2 separate regions of the Homo sapiens genome follow, and region 2 is linked to region 1. A link is an interaction called in ENCODE POLR2A ChIA-PET data of the cell type or tissue named here. Cell type or tissue: CD4-positive, alpha-beta T cell. All regions are shown on one strand. Links, peaks and the distances in the headings refer to the core of each region. The heading gives the core; the rest is flanking DNA.

Region 1 (9,671 bases), core at 28-8,027:
TTCGGACACCACTCAAACATTTAGACGCAGCTCTATCCCTTTTCCTAGCTAGAGAAGGTGATGCCTTCTTCCATTACTCAGAGATGTTGAGACGTTTTCAGAATTTCTTGTTGAAATGAAAAACATCAAGATAAAGGACGCCTTTCAGGCATTAGCTAAACTTCCACTTCATAACTTTCGGCGAGACATGGTGAGCCTCCTGGTGTAGAGTTCTTTTGTCTTTGTATGGAATGACTTTTTGCTGTGATGGTTTTGAATGTTGGGTTTCTGCTGTCTGCTTAGTACCCATGCCTGAATTTTTTGAGATTGTAAATATCAAAGGAGTTAGATTGTGTTCTGACATGGTTGTAGACTTTCACCTGGATTATTGATATTCTACCTCTAATAAATTTTTAATAGGCTGTATGAGTTTTTTTTTTTAATGGACTTAAGAAAACAGTTTTAGGTGTTCAGGAAAATAGAGGAGAAACTACAGCGTTCGCATATACTCCACACACCCCACTCCCAGTTTTTCCAGCTATGAACATCTTTTATTAGGATGGTACATTTGATAAACCAACATTACATTCTTATTAACTAAAGTTTAGTTTACATTAGGCTTTATTCCTTCTCTTATACATTCTGTGGATTTTGCCAAATGCATAATAACATGTATCCACCACTACAGTATCGTCCAGAATAGCTTCACTGCCCTAAAAATCCTCTGGGTTCCCCTTATTCACCCCTCCCCACCAACCCTGACAGTCACTGATCTTTCTTTTCAGTTTTGCCTTTTCCAGAATATCATATAGTTGGATCATACAGTAAGTAATTTTTTCAGACTGGCTTCTTTCATTTACTATGCATATAAGATTCCTCCATATCTTTTTTTTTTTTTCTTTTTTAAGACAATCTCAGTCTTGCCCAGGCTGGAGTGCAAGGGCACAATCACAGCTCACCACAGCCTCAACCTCTCAGGCTCAGGATCCTCCCATCTCAGCCTCTCAGGTAGCAGGACTACAGGTGCGCATCACCTTGCCTGGTTAATTTTTTTGTATTTTTTGTAGAGACAAGGTTTTGCCATGTTGCCCAGGCTGGTCTCAAACTCCTGGGCTCAAGCAATCTTCCCATCTTGGCCTCCCAAAGTGCTGGGATTACAGGTGTGAGCCATTGTGTCTGGACTCCTCCAGGTCTTTTTGCAGCTTGTTAGCTTTTTTTTTTTTTTTTTTTTTTCAATAAATGCCCGTGCTTATTACAAGATAGAAACATGAAGAATTCCTTAGGTACTGTTTTTTTTTTTTTTTTTTTTTTTGAGACAGAGTCTAACCCTGTCACCCAGGCTGGAGTGCAGTGGTGTGATCTCTGCTCACTGCAACCTCTGCCTCCCGGGTTCAAGCGATTCTCCCGCCTCAGCCTCCTGAGTAGCTGGGATTACAGATGTGTGCCACCACACCCAGCTAATTTATTTATTTATTTATTTTGAGTTTTTTATTTTTGTTTGTTTGTTTAAGATGGGGCCTTGCCCTGTCACCCAGGCTGGCGTACAGTGGCGTGAACGTGGCTTACTGCAGCCTCAACCTCCCAAACTCAAGCAATCCTCCCATGTCATCCTCCTGAGTAGCTGGTACTACAGGCACAAATTCCTCGGCTCAAGCAATCCTCCCACCTTGGCCTCCCAAAGTGCTGGGATTACAGGTATGAGCCACCACGCCCAGCCAGCTCATTTCTTTTTATCACTGAATAATGTTCCATTGTATGGATGTACCATAGTTTTATCTAATCCACCTATTGAAGGACATCTTGACTCCAGTCTCTGATAACTATGAATAGAGCTGCTGTAAACATTCATGCCCAGGTTTTGAGTGGGTGTAAGTTTTCAGCTCATTGGGGTAAATGCCTAGGAGTGCAATTGCTGGGCCATATGGTAGACCTATGGTTAGCCTTGTAGAAACTGCCAGTCTGCTTTTGCATTCTCACCAGCAATGAAGGGGAGTCACTGTTCCACATCGTCTCCAGCACTGAGTGTTGTCAGTGTCTCGGGTGTGCTGTGCTTTTAAACTATTTTCTTTTTAAAGCCGGGCAGATTGGAAAGTATGCATCATTTTTGTTGCCCACAAGAAGCTTGTTTTGAACTGTTTTATGTTCACAGTTTGGGATTTTTCGGGCAATATTGCTGAGCTTTAACAGGAACTTTGCAGTCCTGTCAACCTGAATTTGAGCCCTTCATTTGCAAGTAACCTTGCCGTGTGACTATGAGCAAGGTACGTAACCTCTCCATTGTTCAGTTTCTTTATCTGTAAAATGCAGATTATGCCCAGCTCATAGCACTGGTGTGAGGAATAAATGAAGATGTAGATCACTTTTACATGGTATGTGACACTTGGTAGGCACCAAATCATTATTGCTGGGAGGATCAGTATGTTCTTGCTTGTCTACACACACACATACACACACACACACACGAGAGAGAGAGAGAGAGAAATTGCAAAGATAGTACAAAGAGTTCCCATATACCTGTACCCAGCTTCCCCTATTATTAACATGTTAGTATAGTGCATTTGTTAAAATTCATGAACCAATATTGAGATGTTATTAACCCAAGTCTGTACTTCATTCAGATTTCTCTGGGTTTTTCCTAATGTTCTTTCCTGTTCCAGGGTCCCATCCGGGACACCACATTCCATTTCGTCATCATGTCTCCCTAGGTGCTCTCCCTGGCTGGGTCGTTCAATCAGTTGCTTTTAATTGCATTTAAATTTAATTTTGGTGCAGACAGTGAGATCTGTTACAGAATTCTTAGGTTAAAACTTAGTCACAATGGCTGGGTGCAGTGGCTCACGCCTGTAATTGAAACACTTTGAGAGGTCGAGGCAGGCTGATCACTGGAGGCCAGGTGTTCAAGACCAGCTTGGGCAACATAGTCCCCCGTCTCTACTAAAAACACAAAAAAATTAGCCAGGCATGGTGGCACGCACCTGTAATCCCAGCTACTCTGGAGGCCGAAGCATGAGAATCTCTGGAACCTGGGAGGCGGAGGTTTCAGTGAGCCAAGATCATGCCACTGCACTCCATTCTGGACGACAGAGCCAGACTCTGTCTCAAAAACAAAAAACAAAAAAAGCAAACCTTGTTCACAAAATTATTATGGGGCACCCAGTAGTAGCCCCTGAGCTGGATGTGTGGTAGACTCCCCAGATGTTAACCTGAAGTCTGCCCTACTGTGGCGAAACCTGCTTGTGTGCTAGAAAAAAGACCCAAGCTGCCGAAAACCACCTGTACCGTATCCTGCCCCATTTGTCCTCACCCAACTTCTGGTAAGTAGTGTCCATTGAAAAATGCTAGTTGGGCTGACATGGTGGCCTGAGCAATAATGCATCTCAGGAGTCTGTTGGCGGGGTGGAGGTAGGAAAAGGAGGGCACTGTGTGTTTTTCCTGACAGTCCCCTCAGAAATGCTGGTGGCTTGGTGCTGGAAGGGTGTTGCCTCACCATGTTAGCTGAGCTGTGTGGTTTCTTTGAATGTTAACAACTTTCACTGTTTCGGCTTGAGTTTCCTCCCTGACATCACCAGATGAAAACATATGTCAGAGGTTTTGGGTTTCTGGTGCCAAATCCAAGATGGCTTATCAGCAAGCGCCCCCCGCCAGACAGTGGAGGCTGTGCTGGGGCAGAGCTGCTTCCCCTTTGACATTGGCTTTTTTCTAAAACCGAAAATAAGCAACCGTGGCTGTGACTTCACTTTTCTTGGAACTGCTTTACATTACCCCCCAAATGGAGAAAACCCTCATTTAGCAGCTTTTGGATTGCCAAGTTCTCTAATTCTTTCTGTTGCATATTCTTGTAATGCTCAAGTTTTACTGACAAAGTCTTCTGCATCAGGTGAAGCAGGAGGAGGAAGGAATGACCATGTGAAGTAACTGAGCGCTTTGTTGCCTGGCCTGTGGGTGTGTGGTTTCATGGTTGAGGAGAAAAAGCACCTGGAAGACACAGTGTGTGTAGAATGCCTTCCAGTTCCAAGGGTGACAACCCTGCGATCTGCTGGCCAGCAGATGGGCTAGGGCTGCTGTTGCTAAACATCAGGCTACAGCCGAAACTTACAGAGCAGCTGCCTGCTTCAAGGACAAGGGGAAAAATGCATTTTCAGTCATAATGACCTACATTTAGCAGATATTTCGGAGCCCGTGCGAAAGGACATCTTCAAAGGGCCTCTTCCTCCTTGTGATAAGGGAGACAGTGATGTTAGTCAAACGTGGGGCCCAGTCCTGGTCCTGCCCGTTCCTGTCTGACTTTGGCCTTGGAAGTCTGTGAAGCCGAGACAATTCATCCTTCAAAGGGTGGTACCGGGTAAGTTCTTGGGAATGGAATCCCAAGATCCACTCCTGAGAGTGGATCTTTGTAGACAGGCACATACGTTGTTCTGAAATCATCTGTTGCTATCTCTGTCCCTGTTGGAGGCGCTTCCAGTGACGTCGTGATTGTGTCCTACTTATCTCAGTATCCCTGCCCAGCATGGGGTCTTAGGTAACATACATGGGCAGTCGGTCAATGTTAGGACTGGCTGGGTTTTAGGCTAGAAGACAGAGGAAATATACAAGCAAAGGCACAGTGTCTTAAATTTACACTTGGCCCGCAGCAGTTTTCAGAAGAAAGGAGCCCCCTGCTTAGTAGCGCCTTTTGAATTGGGCCCCCTGTGTAGTTTATAGCAGGCCTGAGGGTGCTGGCTAGACTGTTGGGGAGTGCTCTTTAAGCACAGAGGAAAGATTTGGTAAAGACATAAAAGGGTGGAGGAAAAGGAGCGAGACAGCCGAGTCCAAAAAACGATTCATGTGGTTTGGGCAGAATCTGAAATGAGAGTCCTTTGAGATTGACTGAACGTCTCTTGATAAAGAAAGCAAGTTCAGCTGGGCGTGTTGGTTCATGCCTGAAATCCCAGCACTTTGGGAGGTTGAGGCGGGCAGATCACCTGGGGTCAGGAGTTCAAGACCAGCCTGGCCAACATGGTGAAACCCCATCTCTACTAAAAATACAAAAAATTAGCCGGGTGTGGTGATGTGTGTCTGTGGTCCCAGCTACTTGGGAGGCCGAGGCAGGAGAATCGCTTGAACCTGGGAGATGGAGGTTGCAGTGAGTAGAGATCGCGCCACTGCACTCCAGGCTGGGTGACAGAGAAAAACTCTGTCTCAATAAAATAAAATAAAATAAAAATAAAAGAATGCAAATTCAGCTAAGAGTTAAGTGCCAGGGCCTGTGCTGGAAGCCGTCTCATGAGTCGCTTCATTTTACTGTCCCAGTACGCCTGGGAGGTCTGTTTCCCATCCCCTTTCACAGCTGTGAAAACCGCAGCCACGGAGATGAAGTCCTTTTTCCAGGGGCATCTACCTGGCAGCCGAAGAGCCAGGTGGTGAACCAATAGGTGCCCCTTGTCGTTAAGGGCACTGTTGTTGTGGGTGGCCAGGACCAGGCCCTTCCCTAGGGCAGCTCTTCCCCAGGGCAGCTCTGGGAGCTGATGGTCTCTACACGGGCGCTGGCCCCCCCTGCTGGTCTATGCACAGAAAATGGGATGACAACCCGTCACCAGAAAACAAGGGCACAGAATGGAGCAAAGGAACAAAATGGGGCCATGAGAAACTTCACCCCTGTCTACCCAGGAGTTCTGCCCATTATGGCCAAGCCCAGGTGGGGGTGGGGAGAGTGCTGGATTTGGCAACCAGATGGGTTCTGAGGGGCTTGCAGTGGGGCCAGCCCCACTGTTCATTCAGTGGATGACCTTGGGTGGGTTATTTTCACTGCCCTTCTGATATCCATAGAGAAGGGATGACGTGGGGTCAGAGAGGTTAAATAATTCGTCTGCATGACTGTTAACTGGAATCTGGTGCTTCAAAGTTCACTTTAGTGGCCTTTCTGTCGCCAAGCACCTGCTGGGTTCCAGACTCTGGATACACGAGGTGAAGGAGACACGTGGCTGCCCCCTGTGTGCATGGTATCTTCTTGGACCTCCCATTCCTCCTTATCGTTCCTGTTTTAAGCCCGAGGAAGTCCTGTGCTTTTAAGAACTTGTGCGGTTAGATTGGGCTCACCTGGGTATCGAAGCTAATCTCCCCATCCCAATGCCCTGACTAATCCCATCTGCAAAGTCCCTTTTGCTACGTAAGGTGTATGATATTCAGAGGTTCTGGGGATTAGGGCGTGGACATCGTTGTGTGGGGAGGGACATTCTGCCTACTAGACCCCAAAGATGTGTGTTCATACCAAATACAAAATACATTCACCCTGCCCCAAGGTCTCATCCCATTATAACATCAACTGAAGAGTCCCAAATCTGCTCTCAATCTCGTCACCTAATCACCTCAATCTGGTGCTGCGGAGGCTTTGGGTATGACCCATCCTGAGCAGTTCGTCTCCCTCTGTGAACCTGGAACTCACTAAACCAGTTACCAGGCCCTAAAGTGCAGTGGGTGGCCACCTAGAGGAGCACAATCTAGTTCTGTCCCTGATCCAAGGGACCTGAGATGTAATATGGGCAAGAAAGAAAAGGAAGAAACAATGAGGCTGTACACCCAGAAATACCAAACTGCCTAGCCTCCCTTCCTCCTGCTCACACAGGACAGGGAAAGGAGTTTCTCCAAAGGGCCTGTCAGCACCGAATTCCACATCCTGTGAGCTTGGGAAGATGCCAAGCTACACGCTTTCCTCCAGCGGGTACTGCTCATTTTAGAAAGTGAGTCAGTCTGGGCGTGGTGGCTCACAGCCGTAGTCCCAGCACTTTGGGTGGCCGAGGCGGGTGGATCACCTGAAGCCAGGAATTTGTGACCAGCCTGGCCAACATGGCAAAACCCTGTCTCTACCAAAAATAGAAAAATTAGCCGGGCATGGTGGTGCACGCCTGTGGTCCCAGCTACTTGGGAGGCTGAGGCAGGAGAATCACTTGAACCCAGGAGGCGGAGGTTGCGGTGAGCCGAGATCGTTCCACTGCACTCCAGCCTGGGTGACAGAGTGCCACTGAGACTCCGTCTCAAGAGAAAAAAGAGTCAGCACCTGCCCTGGGGTCTTCCATCAGACAGCTGTGCATTACCTCAGGTGAAGGTTTTCCCAGAGCACAGCTGAGCTTGGTCATCCTGCATGTAGGACTCAGTGTTGTCAAAAGTAGTTGATTATCAGCTCCACCTGGGCTGTTTTTAACCTGGTCCCTACCCATATCTTTAATTAGGATCCACGTGCTGGGGGCTCAGGAAGTCTAAGCTTTTAGAAAGCTCTCCGGTGGGTCTCGTCATCAACCAGGCTTGGCAGCCACAGATCTACAGCTTCCTGGCCCAGAGATAGCTGGGCCACAGGAGGGGTCAGAGCTGCCCGTGGCACTGGTTGTGAACTGGTGAAGGCTTCCTCTGGTGGGGACCCTGGAGCCCTGAGTACCAGGACCAAGGGGTCCATGCATGCCCCAAGCTTCTGAGGAGGAGAAGAAAGGAAGGATGGAAAAAGCCCATGTGGAGGAACAGGGCTGCTCCACCTCTTGGACGTCCAGGGCCATCTTGATGCTGGGCCGTTGCAAGGTAGTGATATCAAGTTCCCTTTTTAAAAAGCCCGGTGGCTGGATGCAGTGGCTCACGCCTGTAATCCCAGCACTGTGGGAGGCCAAAGCGGGCAGATCACCTGAGGTCAGGAGTTCCAGACCAGCCTGGCCAACATGGTAAAACCCTGTCTCCACTAACAATACAAAAATAAGCTGGGTGTGGCGGTGGGTGCCTGTAGTCCCAGCTACTTGGGAGGCTGAGGCAGGAGAGTCGCTTGAACCCAGGAGGCGGAGCTTGCAGTGAGCTGAGATGGCGCCACTGCACTCCAGCCTGGGTGACAGAACGAGACTCCATCTCGGGGAAAAAAAAAAAAGTGAGCCCTTTTACAGAAAACTACTAAGTAAACAATAGTACAGTGGTACCTGAGTGACTGATGTTTGGGTACTTTTTCCTGATGTTCTAAAATAGAGCTGCACTGTCCAATGTGATTGTCACCAGCCTCATGGAGCTGTGGAGTACTTGGAGTGTGCTGGTGTGATAGACAGAGTGGCCAAACTTAGTAAATAAAAGTGTAGGGTGCCTCCCATTCCACCAGTGTGGGCTGTGCACAGTGACTTCCTTCCAGAATGGAAAGGGGGATGAAAGAGTAACTTTACGGTGGTGAAACCTGACAAACTGCCTCAGCCAGCTGGCCAAGGTTAACATCAAGTAATACATCACGTTAATAGCACACATGGGTAAGATGCCTGAGGCCCTGGGAGGCCAGGACTTAGAAGCCTCAAATTCCACAGCCAGTCCTCACCGCCCTCACGTGGCTCCTGCAGAGAGTAGGGACAGTGCCCTAAGGGGACTTTGGGAGTCTCATGTGACCACATGAGGTCTCTTGAAGGCCTGGAGAGGCATTTGCGGACATGGTGTCTTCCATAGGTATGACAGCCGGGGTTGGTGCTTGAGACCTCTGGTCAGAGCCTGTAATGCCACGTCATGAATTGCCACAAACTTAGCAGCTTAAAAAAACAAATGTATTAATATCTCACAGTTTCTGTGGGTCGGGGTCTGGTAGGGTGTTGTTAGGTTCTCTGCTCAGGACCTCTTCAGGCCAAAATCAAGGTGTCAGCCAGCTGAGCTCTCTTCAGGAGGCTCTGGGAAGAATCCCGAATGGGCATCCAGGCTCATCAGGCTGTTGGCAGAATTCAGTTCCTTGCAATTGTAGGGCTGAGGTCCCATTTCCTTGCCGGCTGTAAACTGGAGGCTCCTAGAGGTCCCCTCCATCTTCAGGAACGAGCCTTGAATCTGCCTCCTGCTCTCCAGCCTCTGATTTCCTGGGCCCAGGTTTAGAGAGGGCTCATGTGATTGGCTCAGGCCCCCTACCTTAAGGTCAGGTGACTTGGGACTTTACCTCTCCAGAATCACTGCACAGCAACACCTAGATTCGTGTTCGATTGAATGACTGGGGGAAGGTGTATCCAACGGGTTGGAATCGTGTCTGTGGAGGGGAAGGGGTATCTTAGAATTCTGTCCACGAGGACCTGCCTGATGGAACAGCACAATAGGGCTTCAGATCCAGACAGCATGGTTCCAATCCCAGCTTTACTACCACTCAATAAATGATTTGGGACACATAGCCTTTTTGGGCTTCCATTTCCTCACTTTGCAAAATTGAAGTAAGAACAGCCTTGTTTGCCGCCTTGTAGTCCCTACTACTCGGGAGCCTGAGGCAGGGGAATCACTTGAACCCGGGAGGCGGAGCTTGCAGTGAGCCAAGATCACACCATTGCACTGCAGCCTGGGTGACAAAGCAGGACTCCATCATACAAAAAAAAAAAACAAAAAACAAAACCAGCCTTGTTAAATTCATCCCATGTGTTGATGCACTGGCTGTAATATTCCTGCTATTATTAGTGACTTGCTCCCAGAGCTGCCCTGCCCATTGGGAGAGCTCTTCTGTCTTCCTAGGTGGAAGAATCGTGTTTTCCCTGCCTTTACCACATTCTCCGCCTCTCTGGCTGGTGTCACGGTCCTTTAAGGAGAATGAGCGCATTGACTCCAGGATCTTGGTCTCCCCAGTTTGGCGGCTGGCCCCGACTTGGCATGAGAAATAAATGTCAGTGGGAAAAATCTTTTTAAAGATGTACGTATGTAGTAAAATGCATATCCAAACACAAATGTCGTTGCACGTGTTGATG
Region 2 (10,053 bases), core at 864-8,863, 130 kb before region 1:
TGGCTAATTTTTGTATTTTTAATAGAGATGGGGTTTCGCCATGTTGGCCAGGCTGGTCTTGAACTCCTGACCTCAAGTGATCCTCCTAACTTAACCTCCCAAAGTGCTGGGATTACAGGCATGAGCCACTGCACCCAGCCTGCCACTGCCTTTTGTATAGAAGTGTTCCAGACTAGTTTGTGCTTTCTAAAGGCTGAGTGTAAGGGAATGTGTGGTGTATGTTCATAGTAGGTGTGTGATAACATGTGAATATATGCATGCGGGGTATTTGTGCGAGTGTGGAAGTGTGTAAGCGTGTGTGTGAGAATGCATGGCATATGTATATTGTATAAGAGTGTGTGGTGTATGAGATGTATGGTGTGTGTTTGCGAGGGTGTAATGTGTTTGGGCGTAGCATGTGTGTGAATGCATTTGTGTGAGTGTGTGTATGCTTGAGTGTGTATGGGTGTGTGGTGAGTGTGAGAGGGGCTGCAGGATGAGAGTCGGATTCTCCATCTATGCTTCTCATATAGAGCTCCAGAAGGTCCTTTTGAGAAATCCCCAAACCACAGCCTGCTGGGCCCTGTGTCAGGGCAGAGTCGGGGCCGGGGTCCAGGTGGGCTGAGGTTTTTCAACTCGAGACTAAGCTCCTTCTGCTGGGTGTGTGACCTTGGCAGCCCATGAGACCCCTTCTTCTGTGCTTCAGTTTCTGTTCGGTGTTTTGTTTTGTTTTGTTTTGTTTTGTTTTGTTTTGTTTTGTTTTGTTTTTGAGATAGGATTTCATTCTGTTGCCCAGGCTGGAGTGCAGTGGCACAATCATAACTCACTGCAGCCTTGACCTCCTGGGCTCAAGCCATCCTTTTGCCTCAGCCTCCTGAGTAGCTGGGACTAAGGGTGCACAACAGCTAATTTTAAAAATTATTTTTAGTAGAGACGGAGTCTCACTATGTTGCCCAGGCTGGTCTCCAACTCCTGGGCTCAGGTGATCCTCCCACCTCAGACTGACAAAGTGCTGGGATTACAGGCATAAGCCACCATGCCCTGCCTGTGCCTTGGTAAATGGGGGTAAAATGGGGGGTAATCACTGGACTTCCTAGGATGGTTGTGATGTGAGTGCTTGGCCCAGGGCTTGGGGTGGTGGAAGGCATTAGCCACCTATTATTATCAACTCTGGCTATTTATGTTGCTATTTTCTCTCATCATTATATTTACTTCATCTAAAGAAGTGACAGTGGCCCTCAAGAGGAGGATGAAAATCAGCAGGGCTGGCCGTACGGAGTGTTGTTCAGGATGGGGAAGCCCAGCGACTCTCAGGTGCCACTATGGGCAATGGAAGTCATTCAACCCATCTGAAATATGAACGGTGTCCACAAAAGCTAACCATACACATACCCTATACCCAGCAATCCCAGTCCTGGGCAAAAACCTGGAGAAACGAGGCACCTGCCCACCACAGGCCTGCACATGCAGCATGGCTCAGGATAGCCCCCAAGGGGAGACAAATCCAATGTCCACCAACAGGGTCATGGAGAAATAAAGTGTGAAAGAGGAGCCGGGCGCAGTGGCTCACGCCTGTAATCCCAGCACTTTGGGAGGCTAAGACAGGGGGATCACTTGAGGCCAGGAGTTCGAGACCAGCCTGGCCAACATGGGGAAACCCTGTCTCTACTAAAAATACAAAAATTAGCCAGGTGTGGTGGCGGGTGCCTGTAATCCCAGCTACTCAGGCGGCTGAGGCAGGAGAATCACTTGAACCCGGGAGGTGGAGGCTGCAGTGAGCTGAGATTGCACCACTGCACTCCAGCCTGGGTGATGACAGAGTGAGACTCCTTCTCAATAAAAAAGTAAAATACAATAAAAATAAAGTGTGAAACAGCCATGCAGTGGAATACCACTCAGCAATGCAAAAGAACAAACTCCTGCCGTACACGATGTGAATGAAACTCACAGACATGGCGTTGAGGGAATGAGATGAGCTAGAAAACATCCCCACTGTCCACTTTCACTCATCTGAAGCAACAGGCTAAACTCATCAATAGTGTCAAAAGTCAGAGGAGGGGCTGCCTCTGGCCAGGAGGTGGGGAGGGTCTGAGGGACCGTGCTAGAGACGCCCTGGACCTCAGTCTGGGTGGTGCCTCTGTGGGCATAAAACTATGTCAGAACTCACCAAGTTGGACACTCAGATGCGTGCATGTAAGTGATTGTGTTTTCCCTTGATAAACACTTTTTTATGACACAGAGTCTCCCTCTGTCACCCAGACTGGAATGCAGTGGCACCATCGTAGGCCACTGCAGCCTCAAACTCCTGTGCTCAAACGATCCTCCAACCTCAGCCTCCCTGGTAGCTGGGACTACAGGCATGCACCACCATACCTGGTTAATTTTTGTATTTTTAGTAGAAACAGGGTCTTGCTATATTACCCAGGTTGGTCTGAAACTCCTAGACTCAAGCGACCCTCCTGCCTTGGCCTCCCAAAGTGCTGGGATTACAGGCATGAGCCCCTGTACCCAGCCGATAAACACTTTTTGAAGTCCTTTTTTTTTTTTTTAAAGTAATGAATGGATTGTAGGAATCATGGTAATAAAAGACTGATTCATGCTACATAAAGTGGATGAACTTGAAAATATGTTGAGTGAAAGAAGTCAGACACAAAAGGCCACTTACTGTATGATTCCATTTATATGAAATGTCCAGAATAGGCAAATCCACAGAAGAAGAAAGTGGATTAGGGTTGGCCGGGCACGGTGGCTCACGCCTGTAATCCCAGCACTTTGGGAGGCCAAGGCGGGTGGATCACAAGGTCAGGAGATCGAGACCATCCTGGCTAACACGGTGAAACCCCGTCTCTACTAAAAAATACAAAAAATTAGCCGGGCGTGGTGACGGGCCCCTTTAGTCCCAGCTACTCGGGAGGCTGAGGCAGGAGAATGGCGTGAACCTGGGAGATGGAGCTTGCAGTGAGCTGAGACGGCGCCACTGCATTCCAGCCTGGGCGACAAAGCGAGAATCTGTCTCAAAAAAAGAAAGAGAGAGAGAGAGAGAAGGAAGGAAGGAAGGAAGGAAGGAATTAAGGAAGGAAGGAAAGAAGGAAGGAAGGAAGAAAGAAAGAAAGAAAGAAAGAAACAAAGAAAAGAAAGAAAGAAAGAAAAGAAAAAGAAAGAAAAGAAAGAAAGGAAAGAAAGAAAGAAAAAGAAAGAAAGAAAGAAAGGAAAGAAAAAGAAAGAAAGAGAAAAAGAAAGAAAGAAAGAAAGAAAGAAAGAAAGAAAGAAAGAAAGAAAGAAAGAAAGAAAGAAAGAAAGAAAGATAGATTAGGGTTTACCAGGGGCTGGGACAAGGGCGGTTGGGCGGGTGACTGCTATGAATATGGGGTTGTATTTTAGGGTGGGGAAAACATTCTGGAACTAGACTGATGGTTATATAACACTGTGAACGTACTAAATGCTACCTAACTGTACTTTAAATTGGTGATTTTTATGTGATGTGTATTTTACCACCTTTTTCTTTCTTTCTTTCTTTTTTGGAGACAGATTCTCACTCTGTCACCCAGACTTAAGTGCAGTGGCATGATCTCAGCTCACTGCAACCTCTGCCTCCCAGGTTCAAGCTATTTTCATGCCTCAGCCTCCCGAGTAGCTGGAATTACAGGTGTGTGCCACCACACCCAGCTAATTATTGTATTTTTAGTAGAGATGGGGTTTCACCACGTTGACTAGGCTGGTCTCAAACTCCTGACCTGAAGCAATTCTTCCACCTCAGCCTTGCGAAATTCTAGGATTACAGGCATGAGCCACTGTGCCTAGATGCCACCATTTGTTTTAAAGTAATTAATGGGGCTGGGTGCAGTGGCTCATGCCTGTAATCCCAGCACTTTGGGAGGCCGAAGCGGGCAGATCACCTGAGGTCAGGAGTTCGAGACCAGCCTGGCCAACATGGTGAAACCCCATCTCTACTAAAAATACAAAAATTAGCCAGGCGTGTTGGCATGCACCTGTAATTTCAGCTACTCGGGAGGCTGAGGCAGGAGAATGGTTTGAACCCTGGAGGTGGAGGTTGCAGTGAGCCAAGATGACGCCACTGCACTCCAGCCTGGGGGACAGGTGAGACTCCATCTCAGGAAAATAAATAAATAAAAATAAATAAATAAAGTAATTAATGGTAAAACAAAAAAAGTTGAACTTTGCTCTGAATCTTCACAGTATGCCTACATGTGGTGCCCTATTTTCTCTGTTTTGCAGGTGGGGAAGCTGAGGCCCAGAGAGGTGAGTGGCATGTCCGAAGCAGCCCAGCGCAGGGTGCGAGGTAGGCAGGGCTGGGCCCCCGGGCCTTCCCTGTGAACCATCTGCCCGCCGGTTGCAGGAGGCAGTTCCTGGAAAGCAAGCGGGCCGAGTTCCTCACAGAGATCAGAAGAGCAACAAGATCTCCAGGCCAGGGCAGAGGTCCCCGCCCTGGATGCTGGTGACACTTCCCCTGGGCGGGAGGGGCTGGGAGCATGCAGATCTCAGCCCTGAACAGCCTGTCCTCTCGCCTCGAGGTTCTTGGTAGGCTGGGAACAGCCTGTCCTGCTGAGCTTCCTGTCACCTCTCTAGCTGCCCACACGCCGCACAGCTGCCACCGCCGGCCCTGGCCCGGGAGAGGGGGGTCTCTGGGGATCTTAGCAGGCCATGGTGGGGGTGTCTTGGGGCCAGCCTGAACTGAAAGACCATCACAGCTTGCAAGCCACCTCCCTGCTCTGTTGCTGGCTCTCCTTGAAGACAAGTGTTTTTCAATTAACCAAAGCGGTGCATGGCAATGTGATAGGGGAATGAAACACAGCAACAGAATCAATGCCCCACGCTGGGCAATAGCCGACTTTCTGTTCGCTCCCATCCCTTCCTTCCCTCCCCGCCTCCTTCCCCTGCTCCTTCCATTCCACAAACATTTATTGAGCACCCGCTGTGTGCCAGCCACTGTTCTAGGCCCTGAAGACACAGAAGTGAACAAAAAAAAAGAGTCCCTGTGCACATCCTGGAGGGACTTTCCCCGTGTGTGTGTGTGTGTGTGTGTGTGTGTGTCTATACAGTGTATGGAGACAGTGGATAATAAAAGCTGTTTATGAGGCACTTTCTCTGAGCTGTTCCATGTGCTTCACTTATACTCATTCAGCTAATCCTCAGGACACCCCCGTGAAGTCAGTGATATTAGTCACAGAGGCCCAGAGAAGTGAAGTGACTTGCCCAAGGTCACACAGCCAGCAAGAGGCCAAGCCCGGATTGAACCCCAGCCGCCTGGCTCTGGAGCCTGCAGCATAACCACAGCAGGGAACTGCCACCGGAGACAGACATCGACAGCCACTAGGAGATGTTAACCAACAGGCTTGTCTTCACGGCACGGCCCCCGCTTCACCAGCTGCACTGTTTGATGAGCTTTGCAGGTCCCAGATCTTATAAGCTCATGGTGATTGATCCAAATGATGCAGAGGTCGGCCTAAAGTTAGAAGTGGGCCCCTCTCTGCCCCAAGACAGCCCTTCACCCCAATTCCATTCCCACAGTTTGGGCATCCACCCAGGCTGCCAAGCCAAGCGGGGGCTGCCCGGGTTAGCAGGGACCTGGCCATGGGCCTCCTCAGCTAGGGGCCGCCTCTCTGAGGAGTGGGTGCCCCGCCCCTCCGTGGGCCGCCTGGTTTCTCTTATTGGCAGCGTCTGTAGTCCCCTGGCTCTGTCACCCGCAGCTATTCTAGGCCTCTGGTTCCTTTCACTTTCTGCTCTGCGTCTTCCTGCCTCGGTGGTTCCCCACCATCCAGCCTGAGACCTCCCCGTTGCCCGCCCTGGGTTTCTGTCTGCTCCTCTCCGTGGTGGCCGGCCCTGGCTCTGCCCCAAAGCCATGGAGAAGGCCAAATGCAGGCTGTAGAAAGGTCTGGGATCAGATCCCCCCATCCTTCCATGGCCACGTGACCGGGCCCGCCTCTTCCCTCTGAGCCTCACATCCTCATCTGAAGAGGGAATGCTGCTCATGCCCACCTTGCGGGGATGTGGGGAGGGGGTGCTGCCAGTGGAGACTCCCAGGGGACCCTCCAGGAGTCTCATCCTGACTCGAGACTGGGCACCTGGTGGGGGCACAGGCCCCCTCTCCCGCCATGGGACCGCCACATCCAGGCTCTCGTGGGTTGAGATGCTGAGGAAAGGAAAGAACAAAACCTGCTGGAGGAGCAGCGAACACGGCCCTCAGCTGGGTGACCTTGGGCAAGTCACTTCCCCTCTCTGGGCCTCAGTTTCCATATCTGTGAATGAGGCAGCTGGACTGAAGAATAGAGAGTCACAAAGCAGAGTGACACAAACTGGGCTACAGGAAACCCTGGAGGCCCTCGACCCAGGCTGGGGCCGGGGATGGTTCTGCAAAGCCTCTTGGGAGAGGGTTGCCTGAGCTGAGTCTCCAAACAGAACAGTGGCCTTAAGTCACGGGAGATGAGCCAGAGCAGTCCAGAGGGCACGGTCAGCACATGCTAAGGTCCTGGGGCACAGAGTACAGGGCTTGAGAAGGGTTCCTCTTGCTCCATGTGACTTTCATCATCCAACAGCCTGTGGTGGCACTTGCCTGTATCCCAGCTATCTAGGAGGCTGAGGTGGGAGGATTGCTTGAGTCTGAGAGGTCGGGCTTGTTCTCCCGGTGTTGGCAGAGTCCAGAGGGAGCAAGTGGAAGCCACAGGTGTCTTGAGGCCTAGGCTGAGATCTAGCACATCACCGCGTCACTTCATCCCTTCATTTCATCCTATTGGCCAAAGCAGCCCAATTCTAGGGATGGGGATCTAGACTCAACTTCTTGATGGGAGAAGTAGCAAAGTCACACTGCCAAGGGCAGGGACACAGGGAGGGATGAAGAGTTAGGAATGGTTTTTCTTTTTCTTTTCTTTCTTTCTTTTTTTTTTTTTTTTTTTTGAAACAGTCTTGCTTTGTCACCCAGGCTGGAGTGCATTGTCGTAAGCTCACTGCAACCTCCACCTCCCGGGTTCAATCTATTCTCCTTCCTCAGCCTCCCAAGTAGCTGGGACTACGGGTGCCTGCCACCACGCCTGGCTAATTTTTGTATTTTTAGTAGAGGCAGGGTTTCACCATGTTGGCCAGGCTGGTCTCGAACTTCTGTCTTCAAATGAATTGCTCACCACAGCCTTCCAAAGTGTTGAGATTACAGGCGTGAGCCACTGCGCCTGGCAGGGCTGGTTTTTCAATCACTCTGATGAACTCCCCAACAATCATCCCTTGTCAATTAAGTTCCAGGCCAATCAAGGTGGCTCACACCTGTAATCCCAACACTTTGGGAGGCTGAGACGGGAGGACGTCTTGAGCCCAGGAGTTTGAGACCAGCCTGGACATCATGGTGAGACCCTGTCTCTACAAAAAATAAAAAATTAACCGGGTGTGGTGGTGCTTCCCTGTATCCCAGCTATCTGGGAGGCTGAGGTGGGAGGATTGCTTGAGTCTGAGAGGTCGAGGCTGCAGTGAACTGTGATCACTCTAATGTACTCCAGCCTGGGAGACAGAGTGAGACCCTGTCTCAAAAAAAACTTCCAGTTCCTGGTCACTGACTTTCTTTTCTTTTTTTTTTTTTTTTTTTTGAGACAGAGTTTTGCTCTTGTTGCCCAGGCTGGAGTGCAATGGCGCGATCTCGGCTCACCGCAACCTCCGCCTCCCAGGTTCAAGCAATTCTCCCGCCTCAGCCTCCTGAGTAGCTGGGATTACAGGCAGGCACCACCATGCCTGGCTAATTTTTTTTGTATTTTTAGTAGAGACGGGATTTCTCCATGTTGGTCAGGCTGGTCTTGAACTCCTGACCTCAGGTGATCCGCCCACCTCGGCCTCCCAAAGTGCTGGGATTACAGGTGTGAGCCACCGCGCCCGGCTAGGTCACTGACTTTCAACAATGGGCAGGTAACTCAATTCTGGCCAATGAGACATGAAGAAAGCTTTCCTTGCTCCTAAGGGAAGCCCCAGGGAGAGACATGGTTTTCTGTTCTTCCTGATGTGGTGGCTGAAACTTCACTGGCCCTCTTAGGACTGACCTCAGATAAAACCAACAGCGAGATATCAGCTGAAAGATGGAAGGAAAATGAACTTGGATTTCCTATTGAACAAGATATTACATGTCCAGATTCTTCCTTTTTTTTTTTTTTTAAGAGATGGGGTCTTGTTCTATCATCCAGGCTGGAGTGCAGTGGTGTGATCATAGCTCACTATAGCCTCGATCTCCTGTCCTCAAGTAATCCTCCCACTCTGGCCTCCCAAAGCACTAGGATTACGGATGTGAGCCACCACACCTGGCCCATTTCCAGATCCTTTTTAAAAAAATATTTTTTAAAGTAGAGACACGGTCTCACTATGTTGCCTAGGCTGGTCTTGAACTCCTGGCCTCAACGATCCTCCTGCCTAAACCTCCCAAAGTGCTGGGATTACAGGTGTGAGCCGCACATGCTTGGCCCATTTCCAGATTCTTTAAGCCGGTTTACATCAGGATTCCTTTTACTTGACCCCGAAGACATCCTTAATGATGCCTCTGGTTATTTTGGTCTTTGTGAGCCGTGTCTGCCTGACTGTGCCAGGTCAGAGCTTGAGAGCTCCAGGCTTTTCTCCCAATGATGTTGGAGGGTCCCAGGTGCAGCCCCAAGCTTCTGCCCTTCATATACAGGGACCTCCCGTCTGCCCACTGTACCAAGGCCTCTCAGCCCCCACGGCCAAACCAGCAGTCACGATCCTGGATTCAGGAGACAGACCTGGGTTCTGGTGAATTGGACTCCACCCTTTGTCACTGTGCAACATCAGGTAAGTCTTCTAACCTCTCTTAGCCGTAGGTGGCTCTTCCACAAAACGAAGTAGTCAAACCTACATTTGCATGGTTCATACTTCATGACAGCACATTGAAAATGTTGAAAAATCTCTCTCTGGCAATTAAAATTTGCATCTCTGGGTTTTCATGGTTTCCAATGTGCTTCTTAGTCTCTCAATAATAACAACAGCAGCAACAGTAATAGTAACAGCCAGCAATTAGGGAGCACCTGCTCCGCGCCAGGCACACTGCAGATGGTCGTGCATGCACCATCTCATTTAAAATCTTCTGTGCTCAGGACACTCCCGTCCTACTCTGCCTCAAAGCCTCGCTCCTTTCCAGGACCCATGGTCTGTGCGTGATCTGATTCTACTCCTCACCTCTCCATCCTCACCTCTGACTTCTCACCCCTCACGCATGCTGCAGCAGCCACACTGACCTTTCTTTGAACACACTGGGAACAGTCCTACCTCAGGCCCTTGGCACCTGCTCTTCCACCTGCCTGAAAGGCTCTACGTCCAGATGGGCAGCTTGCTCATCCCTTCCAGCTCCCAGCTTCTTGGAGAAGGCTTCCCTAGCCATCATAATAAAATACCAACCCACACCTGGCACCTCCTAGCCACACCCCACCCGCCACTGCCTGCTTTACTTTACTTCCCTCTGACATACTGATTTTTTGTTTGTTAGTTTTTTGCTTTTGCTTGTTTTGTTTTTGAGACAGGTTCTTGCTCCATCACCCAGGCTGGAGTGCAGTGGCATGATCTTGGCTCACTGCAGCCTCAGCCTCTCCAACTCAAGCAATCCTCCCACCTCAGCTTCCAGAGTAGTTGGGACCACAGGCGCACACCACCACACCCAGCTAATTTTTAAAATAATTTTTGTACAAACGGAGCCTTGCTGTGTTACCCAGGTTGGTCTCAAACTCCTGGGCTCAAGCAATCCTCCCACCTCCACCTCCCAAGTGCTGGGATGATGGGGGTGAGCCTCCGTGCCCAGCCCACGTACTGTTTAACAGGTTTGTTGGCTAGAGTTTGCCTCTCTCCCTGCTAGACCATACGTTCCTCAAGGGCAGAGGATTTGGTCTGTTTTATTCACTGCCAACAGCCCAGAGCCAGGAAGAATGCCTGTCATATAATAAATGTTCAGTGAATGTTTGTTGAATAAATGAACAATGTATATGCCCCTATAGGATAAATGCCAGTGTTATTCCCATTTTTCAGCTGCGACGCAAGAGCTCAAGAAGTGAACTGGCTCCCATTGGCACGGCAGAAGGAGCCGTG

The links. ChIA-PET counts read pairs that join two places held together with the same protein. Peaks named below come from ENCODE experiments on the same cell type or tissue, not always from the same donor. Only the 100,000 strongest peaks of a DNase experiment are listed, where the experiment ranks them.
Region 2: POLR2A ChIA-PET joins it to region 1 with 14 read pairs; 9 of 35 experiments call an interaction of 5 or more read pairs at or near these places.

The regions. Positions count from the first base shown.
Region 1 is chr16:11,351,360-11,361,030 of GRCh38, forward strand. It overlaps RMI2 (RecQ mediated genome instability 2), which reads left to right. Exons shown (of 2, transcript NM_152308.3): 2 at 1-401. All of the region lies in intron 1 of LOC105371082 (a long non-coding RNA gene), which reads left to right. Among named protein-coding and RNA genes, the nearest start is that of RMI2, 11 kb to the left of the region's middle. RefSeq lists enhancers at 2,892-3,744, 3,922-4,071. In CD4-positive, alpha-beta T cell, for the core only: CTCF peaks have their summits at 5,533 (motif pointing left) and 5,758; DNase peaks (open chromatin) are centred at 3,572 and 5,512; H3K4me3 peaks cover 1,073 bases; H3K27ac peaks cover 956 bases.
Region 2 is chr16:11,219,886-11,229,938 of GRCh38, forward strand. LOC107984859 (a long non-coding RNA gene) reads left to right here. Exons shown (of 4, transcript XR_007064984.1): 3 at 4,216-4,239; 4 at 4,337-5,079. Among named protein-coding and RNA genes, the nearest start is that of SOCS1, 31 kb to the right of the region's middle. RefSeq lists enhancers at 4,570-4,619, 5,100-5,179, 5,610-6,169. In CD4-positive, alpha-beta T cell, for the core only: no CTCF peak of the experiment used is centred there; DNase peaks (open chromatin) are centred at 4,456, 5,006, 5,286 and 5,696; H3K4me3 peaks cover 1,251 bases; H3K27ac peaks cover 3,437 bases.